3 separate regions of the Mus musculus genome follow, and all the other regions are linked to region 1. The links are chromatin contacts, found by POLR2A ChIA-PET in ENCODE. All regions are on one chromosome and are shown on one strand. The core of a region is the stretch at or near the end of the contact, and the rest is flanking DNA. Distances in the headings are between cores, read along the strand shown. Region 1 holds the start of Zfp36l2 (zinc finger protein 36, C3H type-like 2). Region 2 holds the start of 4933433H22Rik (RIKEN cDNA 4933433H22 gene). Region 3 overlaps Thada (thyroid adenoma associated).

Region 1 (3,337 bases), core at 531-3,030:
TCCGGGGCTCAGCAGGTCCTCCGCGCCCCCGGGGCCGTAGAGCAGCGCGGCCGCCGCCGCCGTGGCGCAGCACGTCGGGGCGCCCGAGGGCGTGGAGGCCGCCGAGGCGGAAGAGCAGGAAGAAGCCGAGGAGGAACAGGACGAGGCCGAGGAGGAGGGCGGCGGCGGCGTGCGCGATGTGGGGCTGTCGAGCAGCAGCGGCGACTCCAGGCCCCCCGGCGGCTGGTGGTGGCCCGACGGGAAGCCGGAGAAACTGAGGCTGTGATGCAGCTTGGGCCGCGGCTCGCGGGCGAAGCCTAGGTGTAGCGCGTCGCGTGCGCCAAACGCTCGCAGGTCCCCGGAGGCGCCGCCGCCCCCCGACGGCGCGGGCCGCCGCTCGTCCGCGTTGTGGATGAAGTGGCAGCGCGGGCCGTAGGGGCAGAAGCCGATGGTGTGGAAGGTGCGGCACAGCTCTGTCTTGTACTTGGGGTGCCGGGTGAGGCTGCGCAGCTCGTGGAAGCCGTGCGCGAACTGGCACTTCTCGCCGTACTTGCACGTGCCGCTCTCCTCGAAGGGCCGGCACAGCTCCGTCTTGTAGCGCGTGGAGTTGATCTGGGAGCCGCTGCCCCCCTTCTGCTGCTGCTGCAGGTGCAGGAGGTGCTGGCTGCGCTCCCCGTTCTCGCTGAACGAGCGGTCCCGAAATTTGCTCTCCTTGGTGACCAGCGCCGTGCCGCTGCCCCCCGAAGGCTCCTTGAGCTGGCCGTAGGAGGCCAGACCGCCTCCGCCTGCGGGGCCACAGCTGCTGCCGCCGCCGTTAGGGGCGCCCGGGAACTTCGGCGAGCAGCTGCCCGGACTGGGCACAGGGTGGGCAAGCGCGTGGAGGTTGCTGGCGGAGTGGCGTCGCAGGAAGCCCGGAGTGAAGCTCGAGCTGGGGGCAGCAGCCACGGGCGTCCCTACCGCCTTCTTGTCCAGCATGTTGTTCAGATTGAGGTTTGCCAGGGATTTCTCCGTCTGCCAAAGGGAGGGGAGCGGGAGCGGGATGAAAATCGGATGGGGAAGAGAGTCGGGGCTAACTGCAGAGTGAACGCCCTAGTCCCAACTGCCCACTTGTTGGGGTTTCTGGTGGGATCCGATTCAGCCTCCACCGCTACACTCGCAAAACGCAGGCCGGAGAGAGTGGAGGACGCCCACCCCGGCCGCTCCGGGTCTAGCCATGTGATCCTGGGCCCGTGGCCACGGGGTGGGCGGCGCAAACGCTGTCCGGGAAGTCCCGGCAGCGTGGCCGCGGTCGGTTCGGGAGGAGCACGGCTGCTCCAGCCGCTACTCGCTCTCTCCACGCCCACAGTCGCAAGCACACAGTCCTGCTAACTCCAGGACTTCCCTCCACCCGCAAAGTCAACTTGGAAGGGTCCCTCCCGCCTCGGCCCGGCCCGGCGGCAAGTCTCGGAACTCCAAAGGGTTCCAGGCCGTCCGCCATCCTTTCCGGCTGCCTGCTTACCTTGCACAAGAAGTCGATATCGTAGAAGGGTGACAGAAGTGTGGTCGACATTTTTCTGGGTCCTGTAATGGTCGAAATTGCAAGCGTGGAGGTTGGGAGGTGCCCTCGGTACGGCGAGACTCGAACCAAGATGAATAACGGGCGAGGGCCAAGGAGGGACGGAAAGTTGTGCTTGTGCGGCCGAGGAAGCGGCGGCGGGAGGCCGTGGCGCGGAGTGGGGGGCAGAGGAGAAGCGAGAGCGCAGCTCGGCGCCCCGGCCCGCCCCCCGCCCGAGCCGTCGGCAGCTCGCGGACTGGTGGAACTCGGAGACCTGAGAGCGTGCGCCCTTTATACAGCCCCGGAGCGGCGCGGCGGCGGGGCAAAGCGCACCGGGGGAGGGGACTGAACGCTGACCGGCCGGGGTCTCCAGGCAACGCCGCCCGCCAGCCCGCGGACGTCAGGCTCCTTCTCGGCTTCTCATTGGTCGCCGCCAATTTTTCCCCTTCGGGGGAGGGGAGGAGAGGGGAGGGGAGGGGCGGGCAGCCTGGGCGTCCCGAGCGGCGTGGGGCGTGCGGCCCCCTTGGGTCCTGCTGGGTGGCGGCGGCGGGAATACCTCGCTCTCCTCCGCCTCTACGAGTATAACGTTGGAAAGCACGTACACGTTCTATCTGCCCAGGACGGGGCTACCCGGGACGTGCCTTTCCTCGCCCGATCCGGCTGGGCCGACTGGCGCAGCTTTTATCTCCCATCCTAGTTTTTGCTCCGCGCGCGGGAACAGCAAAACAGCAATGGTGCGCTTGGCCAAGTTGCTTGGGACTAGGAACGGGGGTCGCGGCCTGTCCCGTAGGTGGCAGCTCCGGCCCGGCTGCACGTGGAGACGCAGTAGGGGTGGGGGCGGGAGCGGCCAGCCTGGAGGAGCATTGGCGCGTTTCTCCGCCCCTCTCCCCGCCCAGGCTCAGTAAACAGGACTTGAGCGCTGCGGCCTGTGGGGCAGAGCCGAGTGTCTGAGGACAAGGCGCTGGCTTTGCTAATCACATCACAAGACCTTGAGCCTGGGCCAAAGGCGCCGAGTGGCGCGGGGTGTCCGGGGCGGGAAAGCCTATTCCAGGGGACTAGAGGGAAGTCGGAGGAGCAGTGTGGACATAGAGGAAGTCACTTCCTTCACCTTTGTGCCTGCTGGTTGGCCTGGCCTCCTCTCGGGGATGTGGGTGCAGCTCCTAGCCAAGGCTTCCCGCCTGTACAGCCTTGGCCTGTCGAATCCTGCAACCTTCCTCCTTCTGCTGTGGGAGGCGCGGCATTGAATCTAAGCTTTGTGTGAGCTGCCGGAGGCGAGGCGGTGATTGCTGAACCACCACCCAGGTTGGGGGAAAGAGGTCCTCATTCGGTTGCCTTTAGTGCAACTCCTACCAGCTTTCCATGGAAAAAGCAGTCCCAGAAGGCCCCTGGCTCTTTTTGAGAGGGGTCTCACACACACACACCTCCACACACCTAGCGACCCCCACCCCCACCCCGTGAGGCCCATCTGGTCAGGTCCAGAACCCTTTATCCCTACACTTCATACTGGCTGCCAAAAGCTGGAGTTGGGCCCATGAATTCACCCAGCTGGCAGTCCGGGTTGCCCTGGGTGGAAGGCCCAGTAGTTGCCAGAGAAGGCTGCTTGACCAACTACATCCTTCCCATGTTGCTCTTCCTGTCTGGTTGACCCAGTCCAGTGTGCACTTGGGCTGTATCAGTTAACCTTGAAGCTAAGGAGGTAGATCTGTCACTCAAAGGCTCCTGAGTCCAGGTGCATTTGGCCACACTGCAGTGCATGCTGCCCCTGTAGGTAGAGCCAATGGCTGCCAGAAGACTGTAGTGTCTTGGACGTAGTGCTGAGTGGGT
Region 2 (3,337 bases), core at 433-2,932, 110 kb before region 1:
CCAGCTCCCAAGCACACTGTCTGCACGTCTCCTTTCTTTCCCTTCTTACAGCTGTGGAACAAAGGAAAGACTGAGCCCCATGTCTGTCTTTGGTTCCAAGTAACAGCCAATCTCAATTCATCCAGATGTGCTTGAATAAAAAGACATAGAGGAGGGCTGGAAGATAGGGCTCATTTGGTAGAGTACTTGCCTCGGATGTACGAAGACATGGGTTTGATCCCCAGCACCACATAAACCGGGCATGGGACACATGCTGTAATTTGAGCACTCATGATGTAGAGACGGCAAAATAAAAAGCTCAGGGTTGGGGCTGCAAAGATGGTGCAGCAGTTACGAGCCTTTGCTGCTTTTGCAGAGGACCTGAGTTCAATTCCCAGCATCCACAGAGTGGTTAACAAACACCCCTAGCAGGGCAGTGATGGCGCACGCCTTTAATCCCAGCACTTGGGAGGCAGAGGCAGGCAGATTTCTGAGTTCGAGGCCAGCCTGGTCTACAGAGTAAGTTCCAGGACAGCCAGGGCTATACAGAGAAACCCTGTCTCAAAAAACAAACAAAAAATATCCCTAGCTCTGGTTGCAGAGGATAAGAGGCCCTCTCCTAGCTGCCTCAAGTGCTACACACACACACACACACACACACACACACACAGCATGGATGTGCATGCAGATAAGGTACTGGTACACATAAAATTAAAGTCCTTTAAAATCTTAACAAGTTCAAAATCATCCGAAGTTGAAGTGAGTTTGAAGCCAGCCTGAGCTATACAAGAGCTATCTACAAGTGAACAAACAACACGCGTAAGGAGTGAGCAGTTTGCTTTCTCTCAAACTGGACCTCTGGACAATCTGCCATTAGAGAATATTCTAGAAAACGGCAGGGAGCCAGCCATTGTCTGGGCTCTGTTGAAGATGGTAGGGTGAGCCTATAAGCAGAAGAATGGATGTCTGTCTAGGTGTGTCACCTATGTGTTCTGTCCCTTGCTTTGTGGTTCTCTGACCATCTCCGCATCCCTCGGTGGCTCTTCATTCCGGTCTGCTCCTGTGCGGCACCCCCGACCCGTTCTGTTGTAACCTAGTCTTTCCGCTGGTCCTTGGCCTTGGTCCTCAGATCTAAGGAAGCTTTCTACAATATAGAGAGACCAAATGCTGTCCTTGGTAGAGTGGTTTTTTTTTTTTTTTTTTCTTAAGAACCCAGAGAAGGTGAAAGTAAGCCTGAGGTACTGCTTTCAAGTGTCCAGGCAGGCAACTCCAGATCCAATTGTGCTATTAAGCCTACAGTGTGGGTGGGGCTAACGGTGACATTGGGGCTCATAATCAGAAAGCTAGGGATCCCATAGAGGGCAGAATTGCCAGGTTCCCTACACCTGTATGAGCTGGCCTAGCTATGGGAGACTGTGACCGCATCTTCCGCATCCACGGAATGAAGGAGGGCACTTAACGGCAGGGGGCTGGGCCTCTCCAGCCAGACTCAGCTCTGTCCTCCTCTCTTCCCTGGACAGTCCCTTCTCCAACCACACTGGTCTGCTCTCATGAAGCCTTCAGTAAGCCATTCCCATGCCCCTCCCCCACCCCTACCCAGCACAGACCTTTATTGCACAGAACCACTGTGACAGGTGAGTAGGTGAGTCAGTCACCCCCAGGAGCTGCCCATCTTTGCTCAATCCCCAGGTGGGGAAATCTTCGTTGAGCAATCACTGATGTCTCTGGAAACACATGGCTGACAACCAATGGAGTCAGGATTTGAACCCAGCAGTCAGCAGCTTTCCCCAACTCCTGACAGGCCCTGCTCTACAACCTGACAAAGCAGCTCCCACAACCTGCCGTAGAGTGTGCTGACCGAGATACAAGCGGAGATCCAGGACACTGGGGCTCATGATCCTAGCCCCTTCCCTTCCCGAGGAGACTGCTAAGCCCATCAACAGTCTCTCGGTCCCCTCATCTACAACATCCAAATGGGCTGGCATTAGATGAGGCCCTGATTGTTGCTTACACAAGTTCTGCTGGGCCGTGAGGCCACCACAGACCCCACATGTGACCCAATCTGTACAAGAAAAGCTGGACAAGTGTACGAGGGAAGGTAAGCATTCATAGAGTCTGCTCCAAAGGGAGCCATGGGACCAAGAGAACTAGGGTCACACCTCTCTCTACCTCTTTACAACAACACACATACACACATATACACATTCTCTCTCTCTCTCTCTCTCTCTCTCTCTCTCTCTCTCTCTCTCTCTCTTTCTCTCTCTCTCTCTGAAGGCCACAGCTCCTGCTCCTCTGGCCCACTCTGAACTCCCAGCCTAAACCCTGCCCTTCCCACCATACACTTCCTTGAGTGAACACTATCAGAGTCTCTTTCCTGGATCTCAGATATGAATTCCCATTCAGAATGCGAGTACCCCAGGAACAGGGGATCTATTGTCTACGTCCATCTTTCTGGAAGCCCCAACACAGGCTGCTCCCCATAGCAGGCCTTTAAACCACCCTGAAATGAATGGGGTTAGATTTAGGGGCTTTATCAATACAACTTCAATATTTGGTTTTTATGGAGGAAGAAAAGGAGCCGGCGTTATGAGGGCGTGGCTGCAGATTTGGAGGCAAATGTACGCAAAACCACTGTGCAATGATATGCAGATGTGCGTGCTGGATTTGTGCAAAGGGGTCCTGTGACTTCACAACTCTGGTTCTGGCAGACTTTGCCCTCTGAAGGGCTCTGTGCCCGCTAGAGACTTTATAATCTCATGTGGCAATGACAGAGATGGCTGCCACACAGCATCCTGGTGCCAGTAGAAACCATTCCTCTGTGAAGCCTCTCCCACCCGCCCAGGGCCAAGGAGCTGAGACAGAGGCCTGCCCTGATTGAGGGTTTGGGCCTAGTCGGAGCCGGGGACTTCCTGGGTTCTGGAGAAAACTCTTGGACAAAGCAAAGACGTAGGCTGTTTTTAGGTTTTCTGAGTGCCCCGTAACCTTCTGCTGTAACTCCAGCTGCCAGCCCTACTCTAGCTGCCCATCAGTCCTGTGCCCCAAGCAGGTAGCGGACCCTAGTTCCCAGGAGACACAGGAACTTCCCCACATTGATAGCTGCCATGTGTGGGCACCCTGTCTGGCCAGGTACTTCAACAGGTTACATTATTTAACCCTCAGCACATCTAGGCAGTACTGATAAGATTCCCATTTAATTACGATTAATTAACTTAATTAGTTAATTAATGAAGGTATAGAGGCCAAGGCCACTCAACACGGTGGGACTGGGATCCAAGTTTAAGTCTGGCGGGTCCAGTGACTCACATCCTTATAATTCCAAGGACTCAAAAGGCTGAGGCAGAGAACTGTCATGTTGGAC
Region 3 (3,337 bases), core at 443-2,942, 71 kb after region 1:
AGATTCCCTAGGTGTGTGTGTGTGTGTGGGGGTGGCTTTTTTGTTTGTTTGTTTTCGAGACAAGAGTCTCTCTGTGTAGTCCTGGCTGTCCTACAACTAACTATGTACACCAGGCTGGTCTTGAACTCAGAGAGATCCTTCTACCTCTGCTTTCTAAGTGTTGGAATTAAAGGTGTGTGCCACCAAGCTTATAACTCTGCCTGGCATGGAACTTGCTATATAGGCCAGGCTGGCCTTGAGCTTGTTATAGTCCTCCTGGTTCTGCCTCCCAGAATCTGCTGCAGGTTTTAAGAGGTGAGTGTGCAAATTATTAGCTATTATTCACAATTTCAAGTCATATTAGATTTCACAAGTAGGGTGTGTCTAGTGTATCTCTGTGTATGCATGTACATAGATGCACACATATCTATTGGCCACCATGTAAAAGGGTTTTTTTTGGGGGGGGGGTATGGTATTTTTTTGTCTATTTAAAACAAAACAAATACTTGAAATATATTGGTTTAGTGGGAGAAACATACAGACTCTCATAGGGTGGGGCATGAAAGAAGGAGCAATAGACAAAATGAAGGCTGCTAGGAGAGGAGACTGACCTGGTGAGGAGTCTGGGCAGCAGCCGGCACTGACCCCAGCAGAGGAAGTGGTACACCCACAAACTTGGGTCCACAGCATCTCTAGAGAACGTAGAGTTGAAAGATGAGGAGAAGAGACCAGAAGGGAGTGCTGCGGGAAGGATGAATAGGGGCCAGATCTTAGAGCTGATGGATTGTAAAGCGCTCTGAAGCCTAACGGGCTAAAGTTCCTATGGATCATCCCATCAGCTCAAATCACACTGAAAGATTTGGATGTCCACTTAATACTGTGAACCCACCGGGGCTCTCTCAAAGAGACAATCCACTTTGTATATGTAGCAGCAAACTCTTCCACAAGAATCCACCGTCATATTTAGAGAGGGCTGGAAACAACTGTTCTGCTCTGTGCTCCTGGTGTTGGCATGTAAGTCAGGAAACCTGATCTGGACTCCCCAGGGAACTACTCCCCAAGCTCTGGGTGGACCCAAGGCTAAGGTCTACTGAATACTGTAGGGGCATCCTGCAGCAAGATTGGAGAGAGGGGAGGGAAAAAAACAAAAAGCAATGAAAATGAATGTCCTGGAGGAGGAGGGGGCTGGAGACATGGAAAGTCATTGAGCTAGTCAGAGGAAAAAGGAGGAGGTGCCAGACATACATCAGTCACAGCTGACATGTCTGATGATGGGACCAGGCTCATCCTGGTCTGGGTGCTTCAAACTGCAGATCAAAGAAGTCAGCAAGGAGTGGGAGCTCCCGGCTGCAAGTGAGAAGTAGCCCTGGCCTTCAGCAGCCCACAGGGGGCTGTGGGCACGGGGAGGGGCAGCAGGGAAGAGCAGTAATGGCCATCAGATCAGGGAAGAAGGAAAGTGGACAGAGCAGGTGCGGGAGGAAGGAGAGGAGGCCAGAAAATGGCAGAGAAGGCGCCATTTATACATAATGTCTGCACACCCTGTTATGACTGGGCTCTTGACCCTTGCCTGCTGTGTTGGGCCCTTTATTTAAAATTCTTCTCCAAGCTTGTCCTCTAGGGACGCCTTTTCTGACCACAGAGGAGCTGCTGTGCTAGCCAACGTTCTGCTGACAGTCCCTGGGTTTCCTGACTGTCCCTCTTAGCAATCCCAGCAGTTCAGCATGGCTGTGGAGGCTGTCCACAGAGCTTGTGCTTGCTTACAGAGCTGCTGTGGCTAGGATGTAGGAGGTCTTCCTTTGATGCAGACCACACTAAGCCATGTAAATGTGGAAGTGTAAATTAAATAAAGAGAAGCTCCTGCTCCCATTCTGAGGTCCATTTTTACCACAGCCTGGGCAACCAACCAGCATATGGCATTCTTGGAGAAACAAATGGAGATTTGTTTAAGCCACGATGCCAAATGGTCATGAATTGCAGAATATGTAATTTTAAACAAGCTATTTCCCTCCACAGTACCAGCTAGGATTCAGATGTGCAGGCAAGCCAGCTGGCAGCAACATGTGGGGTTGGCAGGATACCCAGTCCTAAGATTACCTTGTCCTCATAAGGGCTGGTGCTGGTGGGCTGCGTGATTACTGCAACTAAACCCACTAGTGCTTTCACACATACCCCAAATGGAGAAGCTGCCATGTAGCCCTCCTTCTTGGGCTCTTAAAATGAAGCCTTTCCTCAGTGCCTTGTTTTGGTATGGACCAGTCTTCAGGGGATTTGACCCTAAGCTGGAAGTGTCTGGAAAAGTAACAAAGGCCCAGTACCTATCCCTCCATGGTTCCTTCTGGGGGAACAGCTTTTCTCTGAGGGGAGAGGATTCAGAAGAGCTGAGGCCTTTACCCTTTGACAAGTTCTGGGGAGGGATAGCATAAGGCTCACCTACAGTCTGAGGAAGGCACTGGGGCCCTCTTCTCAAGGCAGGTCTGAAAACAAGCCTGCTCTGCTTCCCTTCTGCCACACACAAGGGGGAATCCTGCCATCTCAAGCCATGACTTCCCTCTTGCTGCATGAAGGCTCACCTGGTCTGTTCAGAGGGTCCTTAGGGAGCCCCTGGACTCCCAGAGACTTTTGTGTTTTTCCATCCTTTCATTAAGCACCTTTTTCTTATTAATGCTCTACTATTCAAGCTGTGTGCAGAGAATGATGAAAAAGAGACCTTGTGTGGGTTTTGGGATTTGTTCAAAGCCTGGGAAACTGTTTTATGAGCGATGCATGTTTCCCTCCCTCTGTGACTTGTTTAAAAGTAAAGTTTAATATGCTGCCAGAGAAATTGCTGGTTAATAACTTAATAAGCTATGAGCTGGGAATTATGGGAAAGAAGTAGTATCTCAGAAAACCTTCTTTGTAGTTTGGTCTTGGAGGCTACCTAGCATTGATTATGCTATAGGATGCTAACAGAGCTTCTATTCTTCCAGCTCACTTTCCAGCAGCAGACAAGGAAAATGGCAACTTCTGGATGCTGAATGACAAGTCTGGATGTATCACGGGGAGAATTTCTTATAGCATGTCTGACAAACTATGGTCATGTGAAGTTGGCATGGTATAGGCTTGGACCTCAGTTCCAGCAATAAGAGTAATGGAAGAACAGTAGACCACATTTTATGAAAAGGTTATCTTCAAACATATTTTTCTTTAATTTTATCTTTTTACTAAGAAACATAGACATTATTTTTCCATTTTTCAGAATCAACAACACTGTTTATAGTGCTCAAGTGACCTCCCCAAAATCAGGGCAAAGCCAAGAATAGAGTCAAGGTTTTCCAGACAAACACATTGTATTTATGTTCCAAACACAACTCCTGAAGAG

What was found. ChIA-PET counts read pairs that join two places held with the same protein, here RNA polymerase II (POLR2A).
Region 2: POLR2A ChIA-PET joins it to region 1 with 54 read pairs in Patski. The contact joins the promoter of 4933433H22Rik here to the promoter of Zfp36l2 in region 1. POLR2A ChIA-PET finds 5 or more read pairs at or near these places in 3 of 5 experiments (Patski and embryonic stem cell).
Region 3: POLR2A ChIA-PET joins it to region 1 with 13 read pairs in Patski. The contact joins the enhancer-like site here to the promoter of Zfp36l2 in region 1. POLR2A ChIA-PET finds 5 or more read pairs at or near these places in 2 of 5 experiments (Patski and embryonic stem cell).

What each region holds. Positions count from the first base shown.
Region 1 is chr17:84,186,167-84,189,503 of GRCm38, forward strand. Zfp36l2 (zinc finger protein 36, C3H type-like 2) reads right to left here and starts at 1,781. Exons shown (of 2, transcript NM_001001806.2): 1 at 1,478-1,781; 2 at 1-990. The coding sequence starts at 1,528. It also overlaps a transcript of Gm36279 not described here.
Region 2 is chr17:84,076,978-84,080,314 of GRCm38, forward strand. 4933433H22Rik (RIKEN cDNA 4933433H22 gene) reads left to right here and starts at 1,683. Exons shown (of 6, transcript NR_045458.1): 1 at 1,683-2,077. The region is part of intron 1 of Gm35551 (a long non-coding RNA gene); the gene reads right to left.
Region 3 is chr17:84,257,070-84,260,406 of GRCm38, forward strand. The region is part of intron 30 of Thada (thyroid adenoma associated); the gene reads right to left. Among named protein-coding and RNA genes, the nearest start is that of Gm24492, 29 kb to the right of the region's middle. Within about 2 kb of position 1,693, at least 2 of the 3 ENCODE cell types and tissues checked have a DNase peak (open chromatin) inside an H3K27ac peak, as active enhancers do.